Linked DNA regions of Homo sapiens: region 1 is linked to region 2. Evidence: read pairs that join two places in POLR2A ChIA-PET (ENCODE). Cell type or tissue: MCF 10A. All regions are shown on one strand. Links, peaks and the distances in the headings refer to the core of each region. The heading gives the core; the rest is flanking DNA.

Region 1 (7,895 bases), core at 1,748-6,747, 150 kb before region 2:
GAGTCTCTCACTTTCTTGCTCAGGCTGGAGTGCAGTGGCACAGTCTCGGCTCACTGCAACCTCTGCCTCCCAGGTTCAAGCGACACTCCTGACCTCATGATCCACCCACCTCCACCTCCCAAAGTGCTGGGATTACAGGCGTGAGCCACCACGCCCAACAAAAATGTATTTTCTTAATGTATGCATCTAGCATAGAGAGTTCAAAATCTCAGGAGCAACCCTTAATGTGTCCCTTATATCCACAGGTACTCTTCACATGGAGAGTCAAATCCAACCAAAGATGAAATTCCTCACCTGTAACTATTTGCATGATTTTCACGGGCCTGCCTGGCCCAGGCACTATTCTTTTCCCAGTGACTGGAACATTAATGGGAACACTGATGGGTGTAAGAAATGTGTTAACATAAAAATGTTTTATTTTCCCTTCTTGACTTTCATAAATAAGGCAGGTTTCAATACGGGGACACTTGAAGCAAAGAAAGATCAAAATGAATCTCAGTGTTCCTTCAACGGCGGCCAAACATCTCTTCTTGTGTGAGAATGTCACAGTGAAGATGTCTCAGTTTCTTAGTCTCTATTAGAAATTTAAAATTATTATTATTTTTAAAGGCTTCAGTCCAATTTCTCAGAGACTTCACCTGAAAATGGAGGCACTGAAAAAGCCATGAGGAGCTGAAAACAAGCAGAGTATTTTGAGAAGCCCAGAAAATGTTTCCTAGCCCTTCTCACACCGTGCGTCAGTGCAGGGCACGGCACTAAATTCAGGTGGAAGCAGTGATTCCTCACCTTGGGTCCACATTAGAACCACCTAGGATGCATTTAAGAATCCCAAGGCCCAGCCGCCAACCCCCACCCCATCCCGATTTGGGTTCTCTGGTGTCTGACACACCCCAGGACCTCAGATTTTGTTTGGGACTCCCAGGTATTTCTGACATGTATCCATGGTTCAGAACCACTGGTTTAAGGAAGCATAATCATACCATTTGCGATCTTTCATTGTGCAGATTCCTAAAGGAAAGCCCTGTGTCCTGCAGGCCTTTGCTACCCAGTGTGAGTGGGCCTTAACCCGGCAGCTTTGATGAGAGAGAGAGAGAGAGAGAAATGATTTTTGGAGTTCCTGGAGGACAGCACTGTCCAGCAGGACTTCCCATGATGATGGAAATGTTCTTTACCTCTGCTGCTCAGTACAGTAGCCACCAGAGGCCTGTTGCCGTTGAGCACTTGCAGTGTGGCTCATGCAACTGAGGAACAAAATGTTTAACCTTGTTTATCTTTAATTTAAATCTGCATTTAAAGAACCATATGTGATTAGGGGCTCCAATATTGAGCAGAGCAGACAGAGCGTACTGAGGGGCCGACTTGGCCAACAAAGGCCCTAGAGTTTCTTCCATGGTGTAGAGAGAACATTGCTTCTGCCTTTGGCAAAGGTCATGAGGCCGTCTGCCCTGAAACAGACGGGATGCTTCAGAGCAACGGTTCTCAAAGGATAGTCCCAGAGCCAGCAGCATGAGCAACAGCATCACTGGGGAACTTGTTAGAAATGCAGACTCTCAGGCCCCATCCAGACCTCCTGAACTAGAGCCTGCATTTTAACAAGATCCCCAGGTGATTTCTGTGAATAGTCAAGTGTGAGATGAGCTGCCAGTAGCTCTCTGCTCTGCTCTTCAGAAGACAAGAAGCAGGTTGCACAGAAGCCTTGTCCAGGAGGTCACTCTATATTAAGTCAAGGGTATCCGTGTGTATTACAAGACTTGCCAAATGTGGACAGACAAGAGTTATGGAGAGCAACACATTTGAAACTGGGGATAGATTGGTACAGTTTAAAGGGCAAAAGGGTCATCTTTTAGTTCCAATAAGCCTTTGTTTTGATGGGGCAGAGGAGAAACTAGAGAGCTCAATTAAAAGATAAAGATTTAACTCAAGGTGTTTCCTACTTGATTTTCAAATTCATTCCAGTTGTTTCTTTAGAAGGGGACTCACATCAGATATCTTGCTAGTATAGAAAGTTCCTAAGCTGTACTGACAAACAAAACAGGCCTGTAGCCCTGCGACACTGTGCTTTACTTGCAAGATAAGGGGCTAAGGGAATGGGGGACAAAAAACAAAAAAAAACCTCAACCAAGAAACTCAACACATTTAAAAAAGGGGGCAGAAAATAGGACAAGGAAAAAAGTGGTTTATGTAACAGCAATTTTTTGTAATAAGTGTGGGGACGGGTCCCATCGGGACGACATTAGGCTGTTAATTTTGAAATAATCATTGGAACCCAGCTGGATAGCAGCAAGATTTGACGCCAGGAGCAAACACAGCCAGGAAGTGGAGGAGCAGATGACTCAGCCCACAGGGCACCAGAGGCGGGGATAATTTCTTTGCCCAGGGGAGTAGCAGTAGTCATCTGTTGTGTAGGCATTACCAAGTTCAATTGTGTGAGCGAGAATGGAAATCTGTTCTTCTGCAGCTTGTGAAAGAAATTAATCACAGCTCTCTGCATGACAAATTTTGGATTTTAGTTCACACAGTCCCTGAATTTTCCTTCAGGTTAAATTTTCCTTTCCTTGGGACCTCGTGTTGCCTTTACTACAGCCCAACTCTCTCTTGCCCATTTTGCACCCCAATCCAAATATAAAACAAAACAACTGGGAATTGGTTCTAAATGCCCCTTTCACATCTGCTCAGGCCATCATTACAGAATTTCATTTGCAAAAAAAAATCCAGATGAAACCAAATGAGGCATTTTATTCTGGCATTTCATTTTATTCTACATACAGATAACGACAGGGCAGTGAGGAGTTTTGGTCTGTGGCCTCTTCCCAGGACTAACAAGAGCCTGACACAAGAAAACACACCCTTGGTGCTTTTATTAATAACTTTTTTTTTTTTTTTTGAGATGGAGTCTTGCTCTGTCGCCAGGCTGGAGTGCAGTGGCTCGATCTCGGCTCACTGCAAGCTCTGCCTCCTGGGTTCAAGCGATTCTCCTGCCTCAGCCTCCTGAGTAACTGGGACTACAGGCACGCGCCACCATGCTCGGCTAATTTTTGTATTTTTAGTAGAGACAGGGTTTCACCATGTTGGCCAGGATGGTCTCGAACTCTTGACCTCTAGTGATCTGCCCACCTCAGCCTCCCAAAGTTCTGGAATTATAGGAGTGAGCCACCGTGCTCGGCCTTAATAACCTTTTATATGTTGGGTACGGTTTTTCACCTTTGTAATCCCAGTGCTTTGGAAGGTCAAAGCCAGAGGATTATTTGAGGCCAGGCTTTGGAGACCAGCCTGGGCAACATAGCAAGACCCTATCTCTACAGAAAATTTAAAAATTAGCCAGCCATGGTGGCATGCACCTGTAGTGTAGTTCTGGCTACTTGGGAGGCTCAGGCAGAAGGATCACTTATGCTCAGGAGTTCGAGGTTGCAGTGAGCTATGATCGTACCACTGCATTCCAGCCTGGGTGACAGTGTGAGACCCTATCTCTAAAAAAAGAAACTAGCAAGAAATAAAAAATAGCATAACCTCTTATAGTCCACCACCAAAACAAGGATACAGATAAAAAGTCCAAAATTGTGTGAAAGCACAATGCTCAAAAATCTTTCCAAGACTACTCTCATGGAAAACTAAAATGAGTGTAGGTTTAGATTTATTAGCTTATTAACACATTAATCAGTAAGATGGTAAATGTAGCTCAAAAAGCATGTTGAGGACATCAGGATGTATAGGTATATACAAAGACTGTGAAGAGTGCTAGATTTGAGACTAATGAATGAGCTCCAATGCAACCACACTCATAACCTCTCGCAGTCTTCATTACCTGATTCAAATGATTTGCCTTTCCCAGACAAGATACACATGTTGAAGTGTAACTTCATAAAGTGTGAGTCCTCCATCAACAGTAAAGAGTGAGTCAGAGGTGCACTCCCTTAGTTCACACAACAATCCTTGGGTGCGTCTGTTGAGCAATGTTTCAGTATGCCACTGAAAGGAGAAACTAACCTTAACCCTAACCTTAACCCTCTCTTGTCTTTATTTCCAAGTGTTGGGTAATTGTGTGAAACTCGTGCTGGTTTCAATTGAAATCATTCGTCATACATGCATGTTCACAAGTGCTTCAGCTAAGCAGGCCTGAAATGCCTTTAGTTTCCTGGAAATTTCGTTAAAAGCCTTTGTCCTTCCTAAAATGTCCCCTTTTGAAATCCTATACTTCAAAGTATCAGCCTTATACTGTATACTTATGTACAGGGTAAGATATTAATTCAAAGAAACAATGCAGGCAGCTAAATTCCTTTCATCTAAACATGCCTTTCTTCTTTCTCCTTGGTGCTACATTTCACTCAAAGCTGCAGGAAAGTATACAGGAAAAATGAGCTGAGTGTGTTCTGCAAATAGGTCAGGCTGAAGCAGGAATGTTTTCCTGTGCTGAATTAAAAGTTTTCTGTTTCATTTATCAGTAGAATTAAAAGTTCTCTGATGTTTCTCTAAGTGTCATACATATACAAAACAGTGTAAAATTGAAAAAAAAAAACCCACATGCTGTATTGTCCATTTCTGTTCTTTGGGACTCTACAGTTTAAAAAAGAAAGAAATTAAAGAATTTTGAAAATAAAAGTTATCTTCAAATATTATCTCTCTTCTTAATGAAATTTTTTACCTTTAAAGCAGATGCAGCAAAGACAAACTTTGGTTATTCTTTTTAAAGAGATATAAACTGATTTGTTTCATGCTTATATGAACCTGATTTCTCTATATTTGTTTTGCCACTTATTATAGAGGAGTATTTGCCTTTATGACTCTTTTTCTTCTTGCATGCACTAATTAGTAGTTTAAGAGAGGTGAAAGCACTTACTTTTCCATTTTTCAGTAATCTGAGTATTTTTAAACCAGTGTTTGTGTATTTTAAAAAGTGGCTATTTGTGAGCCTAAGAAAATTTCACAACACTGTTGCTGAAAGAATAATAATATGTATCACATTTTAGTGTTTAATTATCTTTTAATTTACTTTGATAACTATTCTGGGTTGAATTGTCCCCCCTCCAAAAAAAATTTATGTTAAAGTCCCATCCCTCAGAACCTGTGAATGTGACCTTCTTTGGAAATAGGGACTTTGCAAATATGATCAAGTTAAGATGAGGTCATAGGGGATTGGGGTAAGCGCTAATCCAATGACTGGTGCCCCTTCAAGAAGAGGGAAACATGGGCCGGGCACGGTGGCTCACGCCTGTAATCCCAGCATTTTGAGAGGCTGGGGCGGGTGGATCAGCTGAGGTCAGAAGTTCAAGACCAGCCTGGCCAACATGGTGAAACCCCGTCTCTACTAAAAATGCAAAAATTAGCCAGGCCTGGTGGCGTATGCCTGTAATCCCAGCTACTCGAGGGGCTGAGGCAGGAGGAGTGCTTGAACCTGGGAGGCAGAGGTTGCACTGAGTTAAGATCGCACCATTGCACTCCAGCCTGGGCAACAAGAGCAAAACTCCGTCTCAAAATAAATAAATAAATAAATAGAAGTAAATAATAAAAAGAAGAGGGAAATGTGGCCACAGACACAGAGAGAGAACGCCAGGTGACCTCGGAGGCCGAGAGTGGAGTGATGCTGCCACAAGCCGAGGAATGCCAAGGACTGCCAGCCATCGCCGGAAGCTAGGAGAGAATGGAACAGGTCCTCCCCGTGAGCCCCAAGAAGAAAACAACCCGGACTGATTACGGACTTCTGGCCTCCAGAGCTGTAAGTGAAAATGGCTCTGTTGTTTTAAGCCATCAGATTTGTGGTAATTTGTGACAGCAGCCCTGGGAAATGAGCACAGTGGTGATTCAGATCCTAACCTGAAACCATCCCAAGTTGATGGATGCACCAAGTCTTTGTAATTTGAGCTGAACTACTTACAAGAAAGAGTTATGACTATCGATAAAGGTGAGAATATTTTACAATCCTGTTTAAGCCCTCTGTGTCTATTTCCAGGGTGGGGCCATGCTATAAACAGGACAAACAGAACTCTCTGCTTTTGCTACCACTGAAAAAGCATTTCCGTGGGAGATCCATATTAGGTAGCACCTGGAGATGCCAGGACCACAAAACCACTGCCCAGCGTTACACACACATACGCCCTCCAACCCCCAGGATGGGATCAGATCCCTCTGTGATTCTGCCAAAGGCTGAGGCTGGCCACGGGTTTGGGGGATGGGGCTGAGACCAGGCGGCAGGGATGCCGTCTAGTGGGGATGGGAAGCACAAGAGAGATGAAAGCTTCTGCAGCTTCTGCTGCCATGCGCTCTTACATAGGATAGCCAAGGGCACAGGCCAGAGGCAGATAGGGGAGCGGGCTCTCTCTAGGAAACATCAGCTCCAAGGAGGACCGGGATCCTTTGGAAGGAGCTGGAGCTGGGGTGAGACAGGGGCAGACACCCTCCGGATGGATGGGACGATCATGGTTCCAGCCTTTGGACATCTGGAAGGTGAGTAGGGACACAAAGCATGTGGGAACTGGGGCAGACAGTGGCCCATTTCCCACTCTGCTGTGTGGGCATCAAATGTTCCCCCAAGGGAGTTTCTAGCTTGAGCAAGCCATTGTTCTCAGCATTCATTTGCCCAGTGAGCCATGGTTTTGGAGACCAGAGTATGATTCTCCAAAACACAAGTGTGTTGGACCTACCCACATAGGAGACCCATGGAGAATACTAAGTATCAGTCAATTCCATTTCTCCCATCGCGGCCCCAGTCCACACCCTAGGAGGCATCCTACTGGTGGTTATCATTATTTATTCACTCTGCAGAGATGCCCTTTTTTCCTCTGGCCTTTCCTCATTGGTCCATGTAGGTTTCTTTGGCCACCCAGAGGGTGTGGCAATCCTATGGTGCTGTCTTAGGCCTGTGTGCCTCAATACCCCTCATCCATAGTTCTTCTGACCCCAAACCATGCTAAGTGAAAGAGAGCTCCACAGTCTTCCCACATCGCTGGGCCCCAGCCTGGAAAGGAGACACAGATGCCCTGCTAGTCTTAGCTCCTCATTCTCTGTAGGGAATCTATAATTCCTCCTGATCACAATCAGGACTTACTAGGGTAAATGGCACTCGAGCCTTTCCTCCAGAGGGCTTAAACTTAACACAATGTCTGGTCAAAACCATCCTATATTGATTTTTTATTACTTCACACTTGAATAAGTAACATCATCTTTAAGTTTAGGTTGCAACTCAAGTGCCAACTACAAATTGCACTGAAATGGAAGAACTCAAATGCATGCCTGGACCAGCATCAGGTGCCTTCCGGAAGTACTGGACATGTAGAGTTTAGGTAGTAAGCTGCCTGTAGAGTTTCTACTCTGCATAAACATAAGCACAGGACTAATCAAAATTGCCCAGAAGATATTGGAATATTCTTTTCTATTCAATTAAAAAGTGATGTCATAGTTTGCTTAAGGGCAAAGCGCATGGAAGTCCCCCTGATGTCACTTCTTCAGGTCACCACTGACAGCCAAAGTTTCCCCAGGAGGTCATTCAAGGATCTCCGAGTCCTTCAGTCTTCTGGGATCATCCTTTCCTTTAATATCCAAATAAAATATCTGAAGAAGTAGAGCTCAAAATGGTAGACTAATCACATGCATTTGCCTCCCTACCCTCCCCAAATCCCTTAGAATGAAAGTAAAGAGGTGCAAGAGGAATTAAATCCATAATAATGGGATCTGTGTGAGGCTCATCAAGAAATGTGAAACTATGGTAAATTAAATGAAAACACAAGCAGATATGAGGATACTGATGGATAAAACAAAGCAATGAATGAAAGATCAAGTCCAGACAGATTCTTGTGAATTTTACAACTTGGGGGGATTTAAAAGAAAAAGTCTCCAGAGGAAAAGAAAATCAGATCAGCTATAAGGAGAAGGAGATTCAGACTAACATTGATTAGACTTCATCC
Region 2 (7,895 bases), core at 1,783-6,782:
TGCTGAGATTATAGATGTGAGCTGCTGCACCTAGCCGAGAAAGTCATTCTTTAAAAACCCTTCTCTTTAGCCTAGATGACTTCCTTGTAAAATCCTATGCACTTACTCATTCGGCAAACATTTACTGAGCACATACGTACCAGGCAGCACGTAAGGTATTAAAGACACCACTGTGAACAAGCAGATGAGATCTCTAATGTCTGGTTCCATAAAGGAAGATCTTTTCTTCTTCTCTCTTCAACCTCCATAGAAATGGAACCCACTAAGTCTAAAATAACAGACCGAACATATGGCTTCCTTTAACTATTCCCGATGGCAGCATTTTACTTGGTTAAGATGAGAGCCAGAAATATTTCGTGTCCTACTAGTGACAAATAATGTGGTTTCATGGATAAAGCACTGGTTTCAGTCTAGAGATCTAGTTTCTTACTTTTGCTATCTTTTATTACTTAAGTGTATGAAGAATCAAATAAAAGCCACCTCTTCAGAGACCTTGTGGTTTAGAATTAGTGAATTAAATATAGTGGTGACCTGGAATTGGTTCTCCCTGCTCACTAGAGCTGATTGTTAAAATTTCATGAACTTTCCAAGTCTGTTGATGTCACACTGGTAGCTTGAAACCAGCCATGATGGGAGTATTTACACCACAAAATAGGCAAATGCTAAAACCCGGGGCTTTTATTTCCCAGAAAGCCAGTTGTTAAACATTTCCCTGCGCATCACTAACTAAAGGGAAGGGTAAACACCCTGATGGTGAAGGGGAAAGTTTGGAAAGACATCAGCATATACATGGTCAAAATGAAGGAAAAGAAGCAAATTAGTACATGAGATTCCAGGCAAGATGTATCCTAGAGGCTAATTTATTATATAGGGATGATGTTCCTCTCTTTTTCCTTCATAGCACTGGTTGTCATGACATTTCGACCCAAAACATTGTATTTTATTTATTTATTTTTTAAAAGAGACAGAGCCCCTCACAGAGTCACCCAGTCTGGAGTGCAGTGCTGCAATCAGAGCTCACCACAGCCTCAATCTCCTGGACTCAAGAGATCCTCCCTCTTTAGCCTCCTGAGTAGCAGCTGGAATTACAGGCATGCACCACCACACCTGGCTAATAGACTCAGGACATTTTCATGTAACCCTGTGGACTTTGTTTATGTTCTTTACTCCACTAATGACATAGGCTGTTAGTAAACAAAACAAAAAACATTGTAAGAATAAAGAGTATTGTGTTTAGAATTTCAATACTCCATTGCTGGGCCAAAGAATATTCCTAGAGTTTCTGTGGAATTGCTTCTACTTTCATTATTGACTGTCTAAGAATTACAAAATCACTGGTATTGTAGCCATTTCAGAATGAAATGGGTGAAGATGCACTCAACAGAATTTGTGATAGATCCAAACATAAATTGATGAATTTTATCTTGCTTGTAATTTTGGAAAGTGAAAAAAACTTGGTCTGAGAAAAATGATACTGGTAGAAGAAAACCTGATGACAGCTGTCACTAACTACACCCAGTCACACTTGTTATGATGGAACAAGTGACGGAAGCATCAGTCTTACAAAATTCGGACATTCCAAATGTAACCCAGGGAATTTGGAACTTCATAGAAATAATGAAAACAGCCAACACCTCACAGAGCAGGAATCTTAAACAGTAAAGTTTCACGAAGACAAAAATCTTTTTGATCAATCATGTCTCTTTTACAAAGTTTACAAGGAAAGTATTCATCCCTAAAACTATTTTCTATAAAATTAAAATTAAATGAATAGCTATATGAAAAAACTGTCATACCACACACAAAATCCAAAGCTGCCAGATTACAACCTCTAATGAAAAATAATCACCTACATAGACTCTTTTACCATCATGGACAGAGAGCCTTGGAAAAGAAAGCTCTAAACTCAACTGCTAACAGGTTGATGAGTAGACCCTGAGGAAGTCCCAGTGTGTGTGGCTTCTTTGTCCATGGGATTCTGTGGATTACGGGCTGAGGTGGCTTATGACACCTCTGCACTGTATTGCATGAAGTTACTGCACACATATGTTGTGTGACCACTGATCACATGGAGCTTTTCGAGTGAGGAGGTTTGGAAATATTGTTGACCCTTGAACAAAACAGGTTTTCAAACTGCACTAGTCCATGTATACACGGGTTTTTTTCAATAAACATATTGGAAAATTCTGGGGGAGATTTGCAACAATTTGAAAAAAACGCACAAGTTGTGTAGCCTAGAAATACTGAAAAAAATTAAGACAATGCTAGGTATCTTATGAATGCATAACATACGGGTTAATTGGCTGCTTATGTTATCAGTAAGGCTTCTGATCAATAGTAGGCTATTTGTAGCTAAGTTTTGGGGGAGTTAAAAGTTGTACTCAGATTTTTGACGGCTCAGAACCCTTACCCCATCCATTGTTCAAGGGTCAACTGTATGCAGACTTTTCAATGACCTTGCGGGTAGCCAAGGGGAAGCCACCCCTCTTTCCCTGCTCAATCATATTCCAAGTGAGTTGAGTCCATCAGCCCTGAGGCCTGGGCCACCGGTGCAGGAGAAGCCATCAGTCAAGAGAGGAATAAGGGATGCCTGCAGGGGTGGCGAAGAGGGATGCCTCAGGAGGCTAATTCTTAAATGGCCCAAGGGGGAAAATGAGGGCATTGGATAGGAGGTGAGAGAAGCTTCCTACTCCAGAAAGAGAGGACTTTTTTTTTTTTTTTTTTTTTAGACCTGGTCTCTCTCTGTTACCCAGGCTGGAGTGCAGCGGAGCGATAATGGCTCCCAGCACCTTTGACCTCCTGGGCTCAGGCAATCCTCCTGCCTCATCTTCCCAAGTAGCTGGGACCCTAGGCACTCACCACCATGCCTGGCTCATGTTTTTGTTATTATTTGTAGAGACAGGGTCTCCCTATGTTGCCTGGGCTGATCTTGAACTCCTGACCTCAAGTGATCCTCCCACCTCAGCGTCCCAAAGTGCTGGGATTACAGGCATGAGCCACCATGTCCAGTCAGAAAAGGAGGACTTTCTAACCAGCAGAGGAGCCCACCTGTTGCCCTCGGGTGGTCACATGGCCAGTAACTACATGGGCACCAGCAGGGCTTCTGTGGTGTGGACAAGGTGAGAGTTTCTATGAGTCTGTGAACCAGTTTTCCAAGGAAAGAAGGGATGGACTTCCACCAGAATTAACCCCATTTACAGGCCAGTCCTGTAAGTGGTAGAAAGGAGTTTTAACCACCGCACCTCACACCACCTTGTTAAAAAAAAAAAAAAAAGGTTACTCTTAGAAAAATTGAGGCACTGGACATTGTTCCTAATTACATTTTTAAAATACTTTTTAATTTTTTTATGTGAAAGATAGGGTTTCACTATATTGTCCAGGCTGGTCTCAAACTCCTGGCCTCAAGCATTCCTTCTGCCTTGGCCTCCTAAAGTGCTTGGGATTATAGGCATACGGGCATGAGCCACAGCACCTGGCCAACAAGAGTTTTTAAATAGGATTAGGACCAGGCGTGGTGGTTTACGCCTGTAATCCCAGCACTTTGGGAAGCCAAGGCGGGAGGATTGCTTGAGGCCAGGAGTTTGAGACCAGCCTGGGCAACATAGGGAGGGAGACCTGGTCTCTACAAAATAAAAATAAAAAGATGAGTTGAATGTGGTAGCACACACTGGTAGTCTCAGCTATTCGGGAGGCTGAGGTGGGAGAATCACTTGAGCCCAGGAGGTTGAGGGGCAGTGAGCCGTGACTGCAGCAATGCACTCCAGCCTGGGCAACAGAGCGAGACCCTGTCTCAAAAACAATAATTAAAATTAAAATTAAAACACTGTTGTTGAGTAAGGGGGCTGGGAATACAGTTCTTTCCATATGACTTCTTTCTTTCTCGTAAATTAGCTTGTCTTTTCAATGGAAAGTTTTCATGACCTTCAAACTTAAAATTTTTTTTTAAAATGACTGTTGGGTGAGGGAAAACCTGTGTCAAACAGTGATCCAAGACACTTTAAAAATTTCTTTCAATTCACATAGTTCGAATTGTCAAGTCTGATCCTGGAATAACATTTGTCTGTCCAACGTGTAAAATATTGAGTAATACAAAGATAATTATGGAAATATTCAGAGAACTTCCCTGGACCCAGACACAGAGCCACCTCCATTTCCTCCTACCTCTCTTAGAAAAAAACAAAAAGCATTAAAAGGAGAGATGACCTGTCTCCCTGGGAGCTGGTTAAGCGACCAGGCAAAAAAAGTGAGATGCATTTCTTAGATTCGGACTTGACCTGACAGGTCCTCTAGGGTGAGTCACTTTTTCCTATTTCAGTCAATTTGGCTGTAAAATAATTACAATAACGAGGTCTTGTTTACTGAGACTGAAGTCCGTGCTGCCCGGCCTCATTTAACGGCTAGAAAGAAAAACTGAAGGTTGTGATTAGAAAGCTTCTGTAGCCAACCTCATGCAGCACGGAGATGAGAATCCAGGACTTGAGTACACTAAGTGTCTATTAAGTCAGAACTGTGAGTAGTGGAATCCAATATAATTGCTTTTGCTGCTTCTTTTGTGGGTTTGCACTTGTGACCTAAAGTAAATAAAATAGCATAAAATAGGAAGCTGGGGTGGGGGCAAGAGGAGAAGAGATTGGGCCGATGTTGGTCAAAGGATACAAACTTTCAGTTCAGAAGGAGGAAAAAGTCCAAGAGCCGTATTGTGCAACACGGTGACTGTAGTTAATACCAATGTATTGCGTATTTGAAAATTGCGGCCGGGAGCGGTGGCTCATGCCTGTAATCCCAGCACTTTGGGAGGCCGAGGCAGGTGGATCACTTGAGGTCAGGAGTTCAAGACCAGCCTGGCCAACATGGTAAAACCCCACATCTACCAAAAAATACAAAAATTAGCCAGGCATGATGGTGCACGCCTGTAATCCTGGCTACTTGCAGGCTGAGGCAGGAGAATCACTTGAACCCTGGAGGCGGAAGCTAAAGTGAGCTGAGATGGTGCCACTGCACTGCAGCCTGGGTGACAAAGTAAGACCCTGTCTCGAAAAAGAAATACAAGCAAACAAACAAAAAAAAAAACGAAAAGAAAAGAAAATTTTCGAAGACAGGAGATTGTAAGTGCACAAGTGCACTCAGAACAAAAAAAAGCATATGAGGTAATGCATATGTTAATTAGCTTCACTTAGCCATTCTGCAATATGTATACCTATATATATCAAGATGTCATGTTGTATACCATAAATATATACAATTTTTACTGGTCAATTAATAAAATAAAATCCTTCCCCCAAAATAGGAAGGTTACGTTGGACTAAAGAAATTAAGAGAAGAGGAGAGGAGCGGAGGGGATGGGAAGGGTGGGGAAGGGACAGTAGAGGTGGGCGGGGAATAGGCGACGGGGGAGGGCAGAGGAGGGAACAGGCCTGTCCTTAATCCTTCTCAAGCTCTGTATCTTGCCAAGATCTGGCCTGTGGCCCGGCGCAGCAAAAGCTGGGAAAATGCCAGTGACTCAACCCAGTTCCATTGATCAGTGAAATGGAAATCGGGGACTCTGTGTTTCAACCCCAGTCAGCCAGCCCACAGCCAGGGTCCAGGTGGCAGCCTCAGCTCCTGGCCTCAGTGGCTGTCAGTAGAATGGGTTGGGGAGCCAGCCTCCAGCGGTCTCACATAGCAGGCAGGCAGTGCAGCCTGGAGCCCAGCCAGGGGACGCAGGAATCCTTTCTGCTTTTTAAGGACAGACTTTGCTTTACCACAGCAGTCGCTCTTGGGGCCACACGGAAAGCCACCACTGAGTTTACTATAAAGTGACAGAGGCTGGTGTCTCTAGGAGAATGAGGAATAGTCACTTCCTGCCTTTGTCCATTAGCGCCGACCAACGCGACCAGCTCCGTTTACATTCTTTCAGTGGTGTTGTTGAAAGGGCTTGGCAGCTCCCAAATGTTTGCAGTGTCCTTAGTCCTATGAGGGCTGCCTTCTTCTTCTTCTTCTTCTTTTTTTTTTTTTTTTTTTGCTAGCTTTTAGCTAGTATCTGGAAACATCTACTGGACATGTTGGACTCATTTTCTCAAGAATCCACTTTACCCTTCAGGGAAGCCAGGAAAAGAACAAGCTTCCAACCGGTACAAGTCTGGAGGAATTTCACAGCCTCTCAAACTACGGTACCCTTTTTGTTTCTTAGTCTAGCCTGTTACTGGGATGGTTTTAGGATGAAGCTGCTGGGGTGACATCTGTGGGGAGGCATGGGGAAGCGCAGGTGAAGAGAAGTTATCGTTTTAAATGGTATTAAATTGCTGTCAATATTGAGTCAAGGTGTCTAAGGTTATGGTTTGGGGAAGAAAACTATAGCTAACTATAGCTACTACAGAAAGATCTTAAACCAGAACTCTTTTGGGGCCCTGAAGAACTTTTTTTTTTTTCTTTCGAGACAGAGTGTTACTCTGTCGCTCAGGCCAAAGTGCAGTGGTGCGATCATGGCTCACTGCAGCCTCAATCTCCTGGGCTCAAGTGATCCTCCCTCCTGAGTAGCTGGGACTACAGGAGCATGCCACCATGCCCATCTATTTTTTTTTTTTTTAATTTTTTTTAGAGACAGGGTCTCGCTATGTTGCCCAGACTAGTCTCAAACTGCTGGATTCAAGTGATTCTCCTGCCTTGGCTTCCCAAAATGCTGGTCATGAGCCACTGCACAGACCAAGAACTTTGTTTTTCTGGCCAAGGACTTTATTTTTTAAAATAATAATAAGCTATGTACTGTCTGCTTGAACTATTGGATGGCCACCAGCATTTAATCCCATGGGATGTACCTGCTGCTGCACCTGGCAGTGTGTTCCTGTCACCTGCTCTCATTTCCCTCTTGGAGCAGCTTATGAAGGAGAGATGCCACCTGCATCTTTTGAAATGTGATGGATCTGCCTGCCCTGAGCAGAATTCAAACTGGATGGTGAATTGAGGACTGCTGGAGGTTAAAGGGTACACATGAAGTTTTCAGGCAGCTAATTAAAATAAACTAGTACATTTCTGGAACCTAAACTGCTCCAATGCTGTAGGCAAAATTCCCTGTCTGCCCTGGCTCATCAGAAAGAGTTTGTATATGGAAAACTTCAGAACAGAACAAAGGAACTTAAGTCTGGATGAGGAATGAAGTCTTGGCTCTCGTTTAGCAATTCCTGAACTGCCAGGTGACATCAAATCCCCTGCCGAAGAAATGTCTGAAATAAAAAGAATTCCAGACATTAGGCCTGGTTTAAAACAGGGTATGCTTTTTTATTTGTGTGCTTCTGGGTCTAAACAGGTCATGGTTTGCTCCCCAAGGTGACAGTGTGGCTCCCATTCCGTCCCTAGTTCTGAGCATGGCACTGTGATTTCTTTCTGGAGTTGCTCCAACCTGTGGCCTTTTGCTAATGAGTGATGAACCCCAGAACCTGAACTTCTAGAGTCAGCAAAATTGCACACTGCCTTCTCAGGAGGTTTCTGGAACATTGGCCTTCATCCCAGCAGGATCACAAGTGGAAAGAAACACAGGGAAGACCCCGTCAAATCTTTAAAGTGGCCACAGCACGGAGCACTGACACAAAGAGACGATGGTTCTGGAAGGAGGGGTGGGATGCTCTGTGTCACTATTGTTTTCTAGATGGGATTCCGTGCACAGATCATCACAACTCACTGTGAGTGCAAGCAGGGGTGTAAATCGTGGGGCCGAAAAAAACCTTTGTGCAAAGATCCTTGCTCACTCACTGATATGCACTTCTCAGCTATAGATTCATGCTTTTCCACTTGTTGAAACGTCCCTAAATATCGCCCTCAATGTCCTGTTTGTGTCGCTGGCTCTCTGCCACTCAGCTAATAATGAAACAGCCTCAGTGAACCTGCAGCAGCAGCTGCCTTAGCTTCAGTGCCTACCCACC

The links. ChIA-PET counts read pairs that join two places held together with the same protein. Peaks named below come from ENCODE experiments on the same cell type or tissue, not always from the same donor. Only the 100,000 strongest peaks of a DNase experiment are listed, where the experiment ranks them.
Region 1: POLR2A ChIA-PET joins it to region 2 with 12 read pairs; 3 of 35 experiments call an interaction of 5 or more read pairs at or near these places.

The regions. Positions count from the first base shown.
Region 1 is chr20:19,733,300-19,741,194 of GRCh38, forward strand. No RefSeq gene overlaps it. Among named protein-coding and RNA genes, the nearest start is that of RIN2, 21 kb to the right of the region's middle. In MCF 10A, for the core only: no CTCF peak of the experiment used is centred there; DNase peaks (open chromatin) are centred at 2,382 and 3,952.
Region 2 is chr20:19,880,632-19,888,526 of GRCh38, forward strand. The region is part of intron 2 of RIN2 (Ras and Rab interactor 2); the gene reads left to right. Among named protein-coding and RNA genes, the nearest start is that of RIN2, 130 kb to the left of the region's middle. RefSeq lists an enhancer at 5,109-5,609. In MCF 10A, for the core only: a CTCF peak has its summit at 6,186; DNase peaks (open chromatin) are centred at 4,270, 4,710 and 5,460.